Linked DNA regions of Mus musculus: region 1 is linked to region 2. A link is a loop called in an ENCODE intact Hi-C map of the cell type or tissue named here. Cell type or tissue: heart. All regions are shown on one strand.

Evidence for each region. Hi-C counts contacts between places; a loop is a spot of excess contacts. Peaks named below come from ENCODE experiments on the same cell type or tissue, not always from the same donor. Only the 100,000 strongest peaks of a DNase experiment are listed, where the experiment ranks them.
Region 1: a loop joins it to region 2, with 6 times the contacts of the local background. A loop is called at or near these places in 36 of 42 quality-filtered maps.

Annotation. Positions count from the first base shown.
Region 1 is chr9:86,567,688-86,575,687 of GRCm38, reverse strand. Pgm3 (phosphoglucomutase 3) reads left to right here and starts at 3,846. Exons shown (of 13, transcript NM_028352.4): 1 at 3,846-3,958; 2 at 5,281-5,486; 3 at 6,293-6,477. The coding sequence starts at 5,283. It overlaps Rwdd2a (RWD domain containing 2A), which reads right to left and starts at 3,700. Exons shown (of 3, transcript NM_001145969.1): 1 at 3,631-3,700; 2 at 2,625-2,851; 3 at 789-1,714. The coding sequence starts at 2,825. The coding sequence ends at 1,037. In heart, a CTCF peak has its summit at 2,505 (motif pointing right); DNase peaks (open chromatin) are centred at 2,507 and 3,817; H3K4me3 peaks cover 2,614 bases; H3K27ac peaks cover 1,018 bases.
Region 2 is chr9:86,462,892-86,470,891 of GRCm38, reverse strand. It overlaps Ube2cbp (ubiquitin-conjugating enzyme E2C binding protein), which reads left to right and starts at 5,976. Exons shown (of 10, transcript NM_027394.2): 1 at 5,976-6,151. The coding sequence starts at 6,075. It overlaps Dop1a (DOP1 leucine zipper like protein A), which reads right to left and starts at 3,738. Exons shown (of 39, transcript NM_177208.3): 1 at 3,596-3,738. In heart, a CTCF peak has its summit at 3,807; DNase peaks (open chromatin) are centred at 3,601 and 6,171; H3K4me3 peaks cover 2,192 bases; H3K27ac peaks cover 1,730 bases; H3K27me3 peaks cover 294 bases.

The DNA.
Region 1 (8,000 bases), 100 kb before region 2:
CCCCTCCCCTTCCCCCACCCCCCCACCCCCGCCGGGTTTTGGTGTGCCCTCCTCAGTGAGCATCAGCTCTTGCTAAGTTTCAGTGTGTACCGACCCATGGGAAGCAGTTGGAAAATACCAAGACCTGTGGGGGTGCAACAAAGCCATGCTTTTTTTTTTTTCATGGACATGACTAAACTAAGAATATTGCTTCTGCTGCCAGAGGTGCGTCTAACCAAGTGATAGAGTGAGAAGAGCAGAGCTCTTCCCCGCTTCATGCCTTCTTCTAAAAAGACAGATGTGTTAATCTGTATGTGCAAGAGTGTGGGCGACTCCTGAGACTTTAATCTGCCGTTGCTGTTAGAATCTAGTTTTACTAAAACACTTCAAATTGGGGTTTTAAAATAAGAAATGTAGTAAGCAGGCACTCTCTATGCTGAGTTTATCTGTTGTTTAGAATTCATTTCCAGTGATGAGGGGGTATGCCACGTATGTGCCAGCGTCATGAAACAGATGTCTTAAATTTATGAATTTGTATCTGCAGTCTGGTATGAGACATTAATGTGGGGCTCGGGACTTGCTTTATTCATTTATTTATTGTGTGTGGGTATGGGTGTTTTCCCTGCACATGTCTGTGCAGCGCATATGAACCTGGTACCTGAAGAATCCAGAAGAGGGCATGGATTCCACTGGAACTAGAGTTACAGATGGCAGCGAGCTGCTGTGCAGGTCCTCTGCAAGAGCAGCCAGTGGTGCTCTTAGCTTCTGAGCCACCTCTCCAGCCTGGTTTTGGACTTGAGACAAGTTGCTCTGGTTAAATATATCATTTTATTGATTTATAATGAAATGGTAATCAAGTGTGACTTTACACAGCAACCTGGAAACAGCATCACAGTTACACTGGTACAAAGTTAAAGGGCCTATTAGCATCAGCAGTCAGGAAATTCTAGAGCTAGGTTTTTCACCCAGAATTCTATATTGTCATTAGCCTTTTTATTTTGGTCTTAGTAACATAAATACTTAATGCGGTTACAAGCGTAGACATCTTAATAGGGTTCTAGGACTCTGAGCTTTTGCTTTCAATACCAAATAATATCTGAAAAACATGCTCACTCTTGTGTTTTCTCAGAAACTCCAGGAATTGGCCCAGGTTCATGTGATAATCATTCCGCAATCCATAGTCACCATGGGCCTCAAGGAGTAATTCCTCAAACGAATGGAAGAGGCGCAGGTCTTCACCGTCCCCCTCTGTCTCCACACTTTCTGCATGCTTGCAGGAAATGTGTTTCCAATTGGGGTATCTGATTGTGTGCCAGAATTCCTCACAGTGATTCTTGAAGCCCTCCACACAGATTATACCAGGCTTTCCTGTCATGCAAAATCCAGTCACATCTAACCTTTTTCCCACTTCCAAGATCTTTTTCCTCAGGTCCTGCTGATATATGTGGTGGCTATAGATCCACATGCGGAGGAATGTGTTCTTGACTGGCTTCGCCTGTACGGATGGCTCGTCCGACAGCTTTCTGGTGAGGAAGTAGGATGCGCTGTTGTCCTGCAGCCACTGGATGGCTGCACAGACACACAACTCACCTGGGTCGAAAGTCCCGAGATAAGCACTGAGAGCTTGGTTAAGCAGCAGCTGCTGTTGTCTGTCAAGCTCAGGTGACCGTCCAAACAGCTGCAGAGCCACGTATGGGTAGTTGTGAGGCATGGTTACTTGCAAATCAATGGTCACCTTAAAATAAAAACGACATAGATTTAAATACTGAGAAATCACACGAGCTAGTTTATCATGGCAACTGCACGATTACGATAGGAACAGTCATGGAGACTCTCAAGGGCCTGCCTGCCACTGAACAACGTATGCAGTCAGCTTTCCTAACCACCGCCGACCAGCGACGTGTGCTGGGTGTCCTGTGCTGGAACAGGAAGTGATGAAGTCAGACAAGATTCCTGCCTCAGACCGGAGCTTCCTGAGGGAGACCATGCTCACACATAGCAAGAATTTCATTTCAATTTGAGAGGCAGAATCTACTGTGGGAGAAGTTCAAGGTTCCACTGAAGTGTGTAATTAAGGAGATAAAATGGTCTGAGGGAAGGACAACTGAAGGCTTCGTAGGGGAGAGCGAAAACATTCTTCTAAATGTCCAGTCCACATGGTACCTGCTCTGCTAATGTTCCTAGGACTAAAGGGTCCAGAGCAAGGAGGTAAGTTTATATTTAACATTTAGGTTTTGTATGTGTAGTTACTATGCACATTCAGTGTCATTGAAAACCGATGAAATCCTAAACACTCATTAACTTCATTAAAGTCTGTCTGAATTTATGGACCATCTCATGTTTGGTACATTTTCCTTCCAAACGCATCCTGGGATTTGAAATTGTCTATTTGTTACCTGGACAGGAAGCTCATGCTTTGGGTTTTCCAGTTAACAAGTGGATACCTGGGGCTATGCCATTAAGAGCACTGGCTGCTCTTCCAGAGGATCAGGGTCCAATTCTAGGTTCCCACATGCAGTTCTGGCCTCCAGGGGGCACTGCATGCACATGATGAACAGACATACATGAGGGGGAAACACGCATACACATTAAAAGCAAAACACGATAGGCACCCAGAAACACTTAGGACCAATGAAAGCACCCACCTTGGGCTCCTCAATTTGGAGCGTGATGACAAATTCGATGTTGGGTGGGAGCGCCTCCCTGGTGCCTTCCAGATACCTCTTTATGTTTGTTAGGGCGTTTACATCTTCGAGTTTTACTTCTCCTTGATTAGGAAACATAGAAAACAGCATTTCCATCTCCAGCAGCTGAAGCTGAAGGCTTTCTTTTACTGACCCTGACATGTCTCCAAATCAGCCGGCTTGGAAACCTGGAAAAGGCCCAGAAATAATGGGGTTGTAAATGACGACTGGTGTCCAGGAAATTTTCCCAAGGTCCCTTTTCTAAGAGGCAGTCCCGCTGTTTGTAGAGAGCTACGGGCACGCATCCATACACTTTAGATTTCTCTCCTAGCCCCCCCCCCCCAATCTAGTACGCACAACATCCTTTAAAATGCTCCCTCAAACCCCAGAATCCTTGTCTCTCCTTCCCACCCTTGCCGGCCATTCTGGAGTCTGCGCTTTCAACAGGTGCTCGGGTGACAGATTTCGTGGCCGGTGGTTGCAAACACCTGTATTCCTGGTCAGCCTCAATCCCGGGAAAACCAGGGACCGGCCCGGGAATCCCACTTGGATCTCAAGCCTGCGCAGCTAGGAAGGATGCCTGCAGTGCGGAGGGGAGGGCTCTAGGTCATCCCCGCCGCCAGCCCCCATCCGCAGGCCCCCTCGGAGGACAGCCTCCCCGGACCGCAGTGGGGTGCAGCATCTCGCGCAGGTGCATAGGGACGCCACCGCAGAGCCAGGGGCTGGGAGGAGGGGTCTCAGCCATTTCCACTTAATAAAGTGACGCCTAGGGCTAAGCGGGTGAAGACCCGCGGGGATGACGCTGACCTCGCCTGGCAGGGGCTGGGCTGGGAGGTGATCTCGGTGGTCGGAGGGACGTCAACGCTCCCGTTCTTTAGGGACCCGGGACCCTGAGGCCCAGGCTGAAAGGCGCAGCTGTCCACCCCGGGAGCTAACCTTCGGCCCGCCTTAGCCGCCTTAGCCTCACCCTTTCAGATCACTCAAGCCAAGCAGCCCCGAACCCGCTCCGAACCGCAGCCGCAGTTCCGCGGGCGCGAGCAGCGCGCGGACGGCTGGGGGGCGGGGCTTGGCGCATAGGGCGGGGCCACAGACACCAACCCGCCGCGATTGGTCGGGGCGGGGCTTGGTGGTGCAGGGGCGGGTTCAGCGGCCCTTCCGGGCTGTGATTGGTGTGGGCGGGGCGTCGGGCCGGAAGCAAAGCTGGGCCACGTCTGCGAGGTCTGAGAGAGTTGGTTTGGTGCGCACTGCGCGGCCGCGTCTCGCCTGTGGAGAGAACGTTCTTGCTCCAGATCTAGGTGAGCGGGCGTGGAGAATGCCGGGCCGCTGTGGGTGGGGGTTCATCGGCAGCTGAGGCTGGGGCATGACTGCCGGACCTACCTATCCAACGCTGCGCGCGGCCCAGGTGCCTGAGGTCCTCGCGCTGTAGTGCGCGGAGCCGCGAGTCAATCAGTAGCTCGGAGCAGGATGCATCCCCAAGGGTGGCAGTTTGAATGAAAGAAGCAAACACTGTTAGGGCTTTTAATAAACATTGCCATACCTAATCGAAATTAGTTCGAGAACTCCAAATGCATTAAAGGGTGGAAGCATGCCGTTGTTCTATGACTGTGATTTTCCTTTGAGAGTTCTGAATTTCGTAGGAGTGGTTGACGCCCCTATGAATAATAGGGATACATTACCAACGGGTCATTTTTTTTTTTTTTTACAAAATTATATTCGTCCTTGTGGACAAAAGTTTGATAACTAAAGTAGCTTGGGAATGATCTATTTTACTAACCGGAGAAAAGCAAACATTTCCCCACACTTCTGGTAGTGTTGTGTATAGAAGCAAGGAAGGACAATAAAGCGAGGAGGTGTGGCTGTTAGCGGAGGGACAGCACCCCCTCTCTGGGCAAACTAGGATAGAGCTGACCCAGGAAGTACAGTTTGTGGCTCTGCAAATACACCGCTGGCCGAAGTGGAAAACCCGAGTTGAATGAATTGGAGGTATCCCACACTCACTTGTTTTTAAATGACAGGTTGGAAGTAGCATGGTAGATGTTAGTTGTTTTTGATGTTACTTTAGAAGGCTGCCATGCCTGTCTTTATGGAGATTGGTGAGGCTTCTGTGAGATGGCCTAGCTGATGGGGGTGGGGGTGGGGTTGGGTCTCAGACCAGAGGAAATGACTGTCCATTGTTTTTCTTTTGGGACTGTTTCTTTCTAGCTTGAGAGGAACAGCAAAAGAGCCACACGGATTCCAGGTTTCTGACCTTCAGCCTCAGCCTTTCACTGGCCGCACACCAGACTTTATATGATTAACCGAGGCCCACACCGGGAGTTGACCCTTCTGTAACATAAAATGATGGTGTGATGGCATTACTTTAGGACAGTTCATCCTGAAGACAGAGTGGAATAGGAGTGGACAGTGGCTGGTGTCTCTCCCGAGTCTGTCCTGGAGGGTATGGTTTAGGCAGGGGCTTCTGGGTAATTTTAACTCCAGGGTCTCCTTTTCTCTTCCCTGCCTTCCCAAAAGTGGTTCTCTGGAGAGGGTCCCATTGAAACAAATGTGCTACATTGAGTTGGCAGTTTACCAAGCAGTACTTGAAAGCTTTCCCTTCTTTTATTTCTTACTCTTGTAGGCATGGATCTGGAGGCTGTGTGTAAGCGCTCGGCACTCCATGCCAAGCCCCAGGGGCTCATTCTTCAGTATGGGACTGCTGGATTTCGGACCAATGCCCAGCATCTCGATCATATCATGTTTCGAATGGGATTGCTAGCTGTCCTGCGGTCAAAGCAAACAAGATCTACCATTGGAGTCATGGTTACGGCCTCACATAACCCTGAGGTAACAAGGTGCTGTCTTTATTTACAAGACTAAGCTATAGTGTCTAAGAATCTTGAACTGAAGTCCACACACTTTTTTTTTTTTTGGATTTTCGAGACAGGGTTTCTCTGTATAGCCCTGGCTGTCCTGGAACTCACTCTGTAGACCAGGCTGGTCTCGAACTCAGAAATCTGCCTGCCTCTGCCTCCCAAGTGCTGGGATTAAAGGCGGGCGCACACATTCTTTCCCTCCCTCCCTCCCTCCCTCCCTCCCTCCCTCCCTCCCTCCCTCCCTCCCTTCCTCCCTTCCTCCCTCCTTCCTTCCCTTCTTTCTTCCCTCCTCCCCTCCCTTCCCTCTCACCCCTTCTATCTGTTTCTCTATGTAGCCATGGCTTTCCTAGAACTTGCTCTGCAGACCCAGGCTGGCCTCAAATTCACAAAGATCCTCCTGCCTCCACCTCCCAAGCGCTGGGATCAAAGGTGTGTGCCACCATCACTGGCTCAAAGTCCACATTTCAATGCTGGGAGTCTGCCTCCTTATTTGTCCACACCTTTGGGTTTGAAACAACTCTTGCTGCTGCTGTGCAGCTCAAGGCTGAGCTGGGTGTGGAGGGAATGAATGGGATGAGGCTATTTTCTTGGAGAGTGTCCAGATTAGAGAAAAAACAGAGTGTCCTTCCAAGTTTGGATGGAGACACTTTATCAGTAATGTTATCGTCACAAGGAACTGAAGGGGCAGTGCATGGAGACTTGGGGCCAGCTGGTACCCAGGGCAGTTCTCAGCCATGAGCTGGGTGAACGACAGCAAAGGTTTGTTTCTCTTTTAAGGAAGACAATGGTGTGAAATTGGTTGATCCTTTGGGGGAAATGTTGGCCCCTTCCTGGGAGGAGCATGCCACCTGTCTGGCCAGTGCGGAGGAGCAGGACGTGCGGCAAGTGCTTGCTGCCATCGTGGAGAAAGAAGCTGTGGATCTGACACAGACCGCCTTCGTAGTCATTGCCAGAGACACCAGGTGAGGATGAGAGTTGTCTGTCTGTGCAAGCGTAAACATCCTTGAAGGAGCCATCCCATCAGTGGGAAGGCAGGATTAGGAGAGGCCCAGGCCACGCACCACTCTCTGCTTTCCTTTTTAAGTGGCACACAGAGGCTAAGTTTGGGTTTGGAGTCCCCACAGTTTTAACGCTCACATAATGTGATCGGGTTGGTAGTCTTTGGAAGCCTCTATCTCCTCAAGCATGATGGTGCCAAGTCAGCATTTCTGTGAGAGCTCCATGAAATCATCTGTGCTCCGTAGCCATGTCCTTGCATGTTGGAAACATGCAGTGAGTGTGACACTTGTAGGTTCATTTCCCCTCTGCAGAGCCAGAGCACATGATGGTTTTTAACAAATCACACTTGAAGATTTTGTTTGTAATTTGTTGCGGGTTGAGATTTTCTGTATTTCTCCATTCTGGAATTCACTGGAAATAATATTTTATAGTCCATGTGTTCCTCACGTTCAGCACCTTCTGCCTTTACGAAAGCTTACTTTTTTGTTTTGTTTTGTGACATTGGATTAAATGTATACCCTGAAACAATAGTTTTCTCTTTTATGCAAGCTCTGGCTTCGTCTACGTCTTCTTCAAAGGATATGTTCTTATTCTTCTCCTGGTAGCTGGGACTTTGTTTTTACCCAGTGTCTTGTTACTAGAAGGTTTTGCAGACACCACTCTCTCCTTAGGTCCATAGGCAGCAGAAATGCTAAGTGATTTATGTCCTTGAGTTATTTTACCAGTAGTTATACAATGCTTTGCTTGCTTGTCAGGTAGATGAGTAATCTGTTCTGACTTTATAGAATGAAAACCAGGTTCTATGCACTCAGGAGTTTTAAGACCCCCATATGCCTACACTGTGTGCATTCAGTATTGATTGTTATTATTATCTAAGATGCATGCTGCTATAGTCAAACTAGGTGCAAGTTATATCCTTTATATCTTTTAAAATATTCTTATTATTGCTTATTTATGTGTGTGTCTGTGTGTCTGTGTGGATGTGGATTTGCTAGACAAGGTCAGGTGTTTCATCAGATGTCTTTGAGCTTGCGTTACAAGCAGTTGTGCTGCCCATGTGGGTGCTGGGGATTGAACTCAGATCCTCTGTAAGAGCCTTCTCCTCAAGCCCTATTGTATACCCCCACCCCTTTCTTGTTTTTCTTTCCAGCACTGGGTATTAAAGTCAGGGCCTCGTGTATGCTAGGAAAACACACTTCTACTCAGCTATAGTCCTGGCCCCCTTTTTAATTCTGATACATTTTCACAAATTACCCAAGCTGGCCTTGAACTCTGTATTGAAAGTAGGTCACGAACCTAGTGATCCTCGTGCGTCAGCTTCAATTAGAGGTCTGCATCATTGTACCTGACTGGCTCTCTGTAGTCTGTAAATTTGAAAGCCAGAATTTTCTAAGAAATCACCCATATATGCAAAGGCACCCATGCGAATGTTATAATTTACCTGTGGGTTTTTGTTTGTTTGTTTGTTTGTTTGTTTTTGTCAGAG
Region 2 (8,000 bases):
TACAGGTAGGGCTTGAAAGACAGAATTCAGACAAGCATAAAAGAAGAGAACTCTAAACAAGGGAAACAGAACAATAGATCTCTGACTGGTAGCATGTTGGCTACATGGGTTGTAGAATTGTTAAATTTATAGTATCATTACTAATATTACTGCATAGAATTTTTCCTTAAGAAATTTGATAGTATCTTTGATCTGTAAATGTAAAGTCTCTGATGTACAAGGCTTATTTGGCTTATAAAAGAGGTAATAACACCAAGGAAAGAGAGAAATCACAGTTTAGAAACATGTGAATCAAAACAGTATTTTCCTACAATAAACTGCCAATAAAAACTTTTAGCTACTAAACAAAATATTAGCTTTACATATCTACTAAACAGTTTTATTTCAGAGGTCAAATTTACCGTATTTAAAGCTTATCTATTAGAATTAAATATTTTAAGCATGGTATGGTGGTGCACACAGTGCTCTAGAGGAATAGGCAGTCAGATCTCTGAGTTCAAGGTCATCCTGGATTATGGAATGAGTTTCAGGACAGCCAGGACTATACAGAGAAGTCCTGTTTTGAAAAAACAAATACAATTAAATATTCTAATCCCAACTCCCTCAAACTAAGGTGTTCATTAGTAGCACTTATTCAAAGTAATAAAGGAGACAGAATATCTTCAAGATTGAAGAATATTAGTGATAACTTCCAAAAGGCTTGGTCCCAAGCTACTGCTGCCATTTGCAGGGAGTGAGGACGAGTGGGTGTGCGTTTGGGAACTTCAAGGAGTGAAGCTAAGAGAAAGTAGGTTGGACTTGAGGAAGGGTATGGCAGGGATGGGCTGAATCTTGCCAAATTCCCCTCTCTCTTGGCCACCATGAGGTAAATAGCTTCTGCCATGCCATTTTACCTGACCAGAGGCTGAGAAGCAAGAGAGCAAAAGACAGGGACAGCAACTGCAAACCAAAAGTATTTTCTCCCTCAGTTATTTTCTGAAGGTGACAAAAAGCCCAGCATAATACTTATCAGAATTTAGCCAAGGGATTTAATTTTCAACATTTAGATATTGTTTCCAAACAGTCAGAAATAATAGTATCAGACTTTTTTGACCTATAGTAATTTTCAGTTATCCCAGATTTTAAAATCATTAAGCACTGAATACATTTTATATCACTTTCATATTTCATTCTTTTGAGATACCTAACTAGAAGGAGAAATCAGTATAGTGAAAGGAAGACCACTCTCAACACGGCTTTATTTGTTGGAACTTTAAAGGGCCTTTCTACAAACATTCAGTAATAACCACAAAAATCAAACCAAAACATGAAGAAAAGCATCAAGCGGCTGGAAAAAAAGATACTTTTGTTATAAATGAAAGAAAGAACTAGGACCAATAGTGATACATGCATCCTTAATAGTAACTTTTTTTATACTGAGGATCCTTAAACGTCTTTTGTTATACCAATGAGGTCTCACTACATACATCTTCATGCCCCAGAGACCTTAGACAGCAACAAGGGGCCAATTCGTGGCTTTTTCCGCTTGGAAGCAGACATACCTCTAGTACAGTAATTCTGAAATTGGTATCATGTGTTATTTTATTCTAGGAGACTTTAACAGTACTGCAATGAAACCCAGGGCCTCAGGCATGCTTGGTAAGCATTCTACCATATACTTGCATTAGAAACTGGGCTCTCAGCTGGGCGTGGTGGCGCATGTTTTTAGTCCCAGCACTCGGGAGGCAGAGGCAGGTGGATTTCAGAGTTTGAGGTCAGCCTGGTCTACAAAGTGAGTTCCAGGACAGCCAGAGCTATACAGAGAAGCCCTGTCTCGAGGAAAACAAAAAACAAAAACAAACAAACAAACAAAAAACAAAAAGGAAAGGAAAGGAAAGGAAAGGAAAGAAACAAACTGGGCTCTCTGGTTAGTTAAATTTGGGAAATGTTATTTAAACCTTCCTTTGGAAATTATATGCATGCAAGCATAGCATGAAGTCTTTGAGGAGCTGCCTTCACAAGCAAACCAAAGTTAAACTTGGGGGAAGGAGGTGTGGCTTGGTGGTAGAGTGTTTGCCTTGTATTGGAAATACCTCAGGTTTGATCTCCAAACAAACAAAAGTTAAGGTTGGTTAAATCTAGTGTGTTGCCACATGATTTGACATGGAACACTGTTTAAGGGAAGTAAACTATTGCTTTAGTACAGTCTTGATGGGAAATAGCAATTTTGAAAATCATGAGCTCTTCAAATCCCTGAGGCTGTTCATGTGCCAGGCCCAAGGTTTCATTCCTTCCCAGCACCCCAAGAAAAAAAGTTTACAGTGGGAGCACAGGCTTGTGGTAGAATCTAACTAAGCATGCACAAGGAATCGCAGTACCACTAAAACAAAACAACAAAACTAGACACCAGAATACAGACAGTAACTGAGGGGTAGAGAGATCATACCCAGTTAGCAGCAAAAACAGAGCTTTGAACCTTAGCCCTCAAGCCCCAGGCTACAGTTGTTTCTACTATTGGAATTACAAAGTAGGGCTCTTCACAACAGATGGGAAAGCAATTAAATTTAACCTTTGGGTCATGGTGTCACATTTTTGGTCTATGTTTCCTTCAGTTTTAAAAATTCTTTATTAAAAATTGGGTCCCCAAAAGGGGGTTGCTTTTAGCAGTTCTGAGGAATGACAAAGTTTAATTAGAAGTAACCATTACAACAAGGAATTCAGACTACCTGGGCTATAATTTCTGTCAGCTCAACGAACCAAGGGATTGATAATCCTGTGACTTACTTAGCACATAGCCTAGCACATAGCGACGCCATGCTAATACGAATACAACTAACCTCAAAGTGGCAAGACCTTAACACCTACATATGGGGCTATCATCTCCAGAATGAAAAGTTTTGACCCTATAGTTGCGAGCTACTAAATGAGGTTGACTCCTGTATTTTTCCGATCAAAAAAAAAAAAAAAAAAAAAAGAGAAGAAAAAAAAATGTGTTTGTTGACTACAATCTCTAAATCTGAGTTTTCTTCAACTCCACAGAACTCCGAGATAATATAAGAATTAACAAGACACAATTTGCTTGGGGAGGAGAAAGTACAGTTGCGTGCTATTCCCTCCTCAACAGGATGAGGGTGAGGTTAAGTACAGCGATGGGGCAACTTTCAAAGCCTTGGAAATCAAAGGTGAGGACTGTTAACAACTTCCGTGTGCTAGCTCGGCTTCCTCTTGGTGAACTTGGCTCTGCTTCCCAACCCTCTGCACCGGCACATCGGCGGGCCTCGGTGTCGCCTCGATCCTAAAAGGGACCCACCGGGCTGGCGAGGCAACGGGGTGCCGGGAAGCCTCCAACAAAGGCGCCGGGCACCCGCGCCCAGGTGACACCACCCCTCAGCCCCGTGCCGGCTCTGCCCGCCGAAGGCCACGGGCGGACAGGCCCCGGGTCCCACCGCTCGCCCCGGGCAGGTCAGGGCCCGTTTCCCTCCACCCAGAGGCGGGCTCAGGTGGGGGCCGGGCGGTGACACCCCGACGCCACCACCGCAGGCCAAGCCCGGAGACGCTCGCCCGAACCGTGCCGCGTCTCGCCGCGCGACCGCGCCGGGGGCGGGGACGCTGTTACCTGCCGCGGGCTCTGCTGCTCCCCGCTGGCGCCGCTCTCTTGGCAACCGCGGCAGCCGCACGAAGGCCGCCAGCCCAGGGCCTAGTGACAGCTACCAGCGTGCACCGCGCGCGCCCACGCCGGCGTCGACGTCGGCGGCCTCCGTCCCCGCCCCCGTCCCCGTCCGCTGCTCGGCGGCCACGGCTAGCCGGCGCCACAGCGCCCTCGTGCGGGCGACCGGAGAGACGGCGGAGGGAAGGCGGGAAAGGTGTGAGCAAGGAGCCAGCGAACCATCATTTTGATGGAATGGGGGAATTGAAAACAGTTTTGAAGTATTATTTAAGTACGATCATCTGGATCCACCAGCACTTTATGCGCGTCATTTCAGGCACAGTTTGTGTGAAACCGAGAGCCAGTTTAGCACTTTTTTTTGTATCTAGCCGTCTTTCAAACGCGTATTCGAAAGGGTTGTTGTCTTTACAAGTGTTTTTGCGTGTTCTAGTTTTAAACCATATATGAGGAGCACGCTAATCTGAGGACGCTGTGTATTTTGCTAGGTGTCAATATTAAGTATTGCCAAAATTTAAGTAATATTCTGTGTTAAAAGTATAAGAGAACAATTGTCCTTCAAATAAATGAGTTGCCACCAAATAGTAGTTACCTTTGCTTTTTTTCAAAAATTATTTACTTATATTTTATATGGGAGTGCCACAGGTATGTGTGTGCATGCATGGAGCCCAGAAAAAGAGGTCAGATGCTCTGAAGTTGCAAGCAATTATGAGTGCTATAAACCTAGCTTCCCAGTCCTGTGAAACAGCAACCAAGTGCTCTTAACCACAAAGCCAACCCTCCATCCCAAAGCTTTTACTTTTTAAAGCTATTATTCCCTCTTATGATCTCAAATTGTTGGAATGAAACAGGAATTTATATAGCAACATGATAAACTTTAAAACACCTCAAAGGTTGATATTAGAAAAGTTATCTGAAATCACATTTTCAGTATACTTAAGACCAGTTTTTGTTTTGAGACAGTCTTGCCACATAGCTCTAGACGGCCCTGTACTCACATAGCCCAAACTGACCTTGAACTTTCAGCAATCCTGCCTCAGTCTCCTAAATGCTGGGGTTGCAGATATACGCCATCCTCTTTGGATTAAACCTATTTAGAAATGCTTCCAGTTTGTTCAATGTCAGATAATTATAACTATGAAATTATGAAATGGAACATCAATAAACAGGATTTCAGTCCTGGCTAGTTTTATGTCAACTTGACACAAGATAGAGTCTTCTGAAAGGAGGGAACCTCAATTGAGAAAATGCTTCCATAAGACCTAACTGTAACTCGTTTTTTAAAATAGTGATTGACCTAGGAGGGCCTAGCCTATGTTGGGTGGTGCTATCCCTGCCTGGGTCGGTGATCCTCGGTTCTATGGGGAAGCAGGTTCAGTGAAACCATGGGAGCAAGCCAGTAAACTCACCCTCCCATAGCTTCTGCATCAGCTCCCCCTCTCGGTTTCTGCCCTGTTTGGGTTCCTGTCCTGACATCCCTCAATGATGAACAGTGGTATAGAAGTGTAAGCTGAACACATGCTTTCCTCCCCAAATGCCTTTGGTACTGTTGCTTCATCACAGCAAAAGCAACCTTAACTAAGACAATCCCCATTATACAAGCTATGTTTTAAATAACAGCTTTCCATTCTTAAAAGGTGTCCAACTGAAATCCTATGGCCTGATATATTTGTTTATACCACACTAGATCTTTTACTGCATCAAACTTTCGAAATGTATCTTGTAGGAGCAATTAAGTTATGACTTCTTTTATTTCTGCAGTATAGTGGGAATGTATATCAGAAATTACTCATTTCCTTTTAGCTTCTCAAAAGTTACATGAATGGTCAGTCAAGATACAAGTCCACCAGTCTTTTAGTGGTTACACTGGTTTTTGCAACTGTTTCAGTCTTGGAAGTACCATATCTAGCGCGAAATGTAATGGCCAATCAATTGTGGATATTTTTGGATACATCATACGGAAGCTAATAAACTGTTCTAGTTCAAATAAAGGAGACTCCGATAAAGTGGGCTTTGGGGCTCTGGACCTATGGGAAGTACCACCTGTACAGCTTCTGCTCCATTATCTACCTCATCCTACTCAACTATCCAGAGAAGAGCTTCCCCTGGCCCAAACTGAGCTTTCTGTTCATTTCAGGGAAAGAAATGCTCGTAGTCATAGTCAAGCCCATCCAACATCCTTCCAGTGGAGGTCAGCTCTGCTCTCTGGGTCGCACCTGTCCTACTAGAGCGGCCACTGGGGCAAGGTCGGCGCCTCGGCAGTGCGCTCTCTTCCCGGTAGGTGGCGCTCTAGCCGACAGACGGCCGCCGCCGGATCCCTTCGCGCTACCTTGGCCTGGGAGCCAGCCGCCTGCTACGGCCGCACGTGCTCCCACCCTGTCCGGGTTCTAGTAACTGTGGGCTCGGTCCCGCGTGGGTCCCTGAGTCGGCCATGGCGGTGGCTGCGGCGGAAACGCGCGTGTTCCTGGAAGTGCGGAGACGGCTGCAGAGTGCGCTGCTAATCCTGGGGTAAGGGAGGGAGCACCGGTGCGCGGGACCGCGTGCATGGGCCAGGCGCGCGGCCCGGAGCCTGGTGCGCGTGTGCGTGGCACAGGAGCGCGGATGCGCGGGACCGAGGGAGCGAGCGCGCCGGGCAGTAGGCGCGTGCGCGGGACAATGTGCGCGTGCGCGGGGCGAGATGGGTTGCCCTGGCGAGCATTTTAGCCGCTGAACCATCTCCCCAGCCTGTCTGCGAACTTTAAATTTCATATTTACTACACAAACAAGAAACTTTTAGGGGGTAAAATGCTCCTTTTTGCTAATGGTCAGCAATTTTAATGGTTTGTGATCTCTTCGTGGGTTTTGCCTAGTTCTTAGTGACAAATGTATCAAATAGATGTGAAAATGTACTACAGAGCAGCACAGTTGTATTTTTTTTTTTCCTTAGCTTCGCCTTTTTTCCTAAAATCTGACAAGTAGCTAAAGTGGCAGTTTTGCATGCGGCCTGAGGACTGAACTCAAATCCTACCTTTCTCACATGGGCAGAATTACCTGGATTTCTTCAGTTTTAAGATTGGGATTGAGTCTAGGCTCAGTACAATTCATTTGTGTAGCTTGTACAGATCTTGAATACTCCCCAGTATGGGGATGAAGGGTGGGGAGGAGTGAGATCAATATCCACAATTTCTGTCCACTGTGTTTGGTAATTAAGAATACACACATTACCAAATACAGCTGCCTAATCCCTCGTACCAAACAAACTCTGTGAGAAACCTACTTTGCTAGACTGCCTGTTTGTCTCTCTGATCTTTTGACTGTTGACTTCTAACACAGCTCAGTCCCTTATCCTACTAAGAGAACCATGGTCTGGTCCCATTCAACCAATCTACACAATATCCCTGTTTCTCGAACTGTGTTGACATGTGTATTAGTCAGGGTCCTCTAGAGTAACTGAATTGATTGAATGAATCTGTCTATAAATAGAAAGAGGATTTATTAGAACGACTTAACAGCTTGCAGTCCAGCCAGTCCAACAGTGGCTATGAATGAATGTTGAGTCCAAAAATCCAGTGTTTGCTCAGTCCGTGAGGCTGTGTGTCTCAGCTGGTCTTCAGTGCACTTCCTAATGACAGTGAGAGGGAGGGCAAGCAAGCAAAGAGCTTCTTTCTTCCATGTCCTCTTCCCACAGAAGTTGTGGCTTATATTTGAGGTGGCTCTTCCCAGCTCAAAAGATCCGGATAAAGGAATGTCTTCCTACCTCAAAGGTAGGAAGTGAGTCTTCCTACTTCCAATTAAGTAAAAAAATCCCTCACCATGTGCCCTCCATGTTGGGGTTTTAATTAATTCCCGACGTATGTCAAGCTGACATAGCCAACTGATGTTTTGAAATTGATGTTTCAATCTGCCTTTCCCAACATGTTTTTGTTGTTTTGTTTTGTAAGACAGGGCCTAATAATGTATTCATGGCTGGTGTGGTTTACTATGTAACCAGTCTGACCTTGAACTCATAGATCTGCCTGCTTGCCTGTGCTTTCACAGGGCTGGGAACATCCAACAAGGCTTTGAGATTCATATTTCATCTCTGTGGTAGCTTAAATGAGTATTTCTTTCCCGTTTCTTTTTTTCTTCTTCTAAATTTACAAATCTTTTCTTTTTTTTTTTCTTTTTTTCTTTTTTTTTTAATTAGGTATTTTCCTCATTTACATTTTCAATGCTATCCCAAAGGTCCCCCATACCCACCTCCCCAATCCCCTACACACCCACTCCCCCTTTTTGGCCCTGGCGTTCCCCTGTACTGGGGCATATAAAGTTTGCAAGTCCAATAGGCCTCTCTTTGCAGTGATGGCCGACTAGGCCATCTTTTGATACATATGCAGCT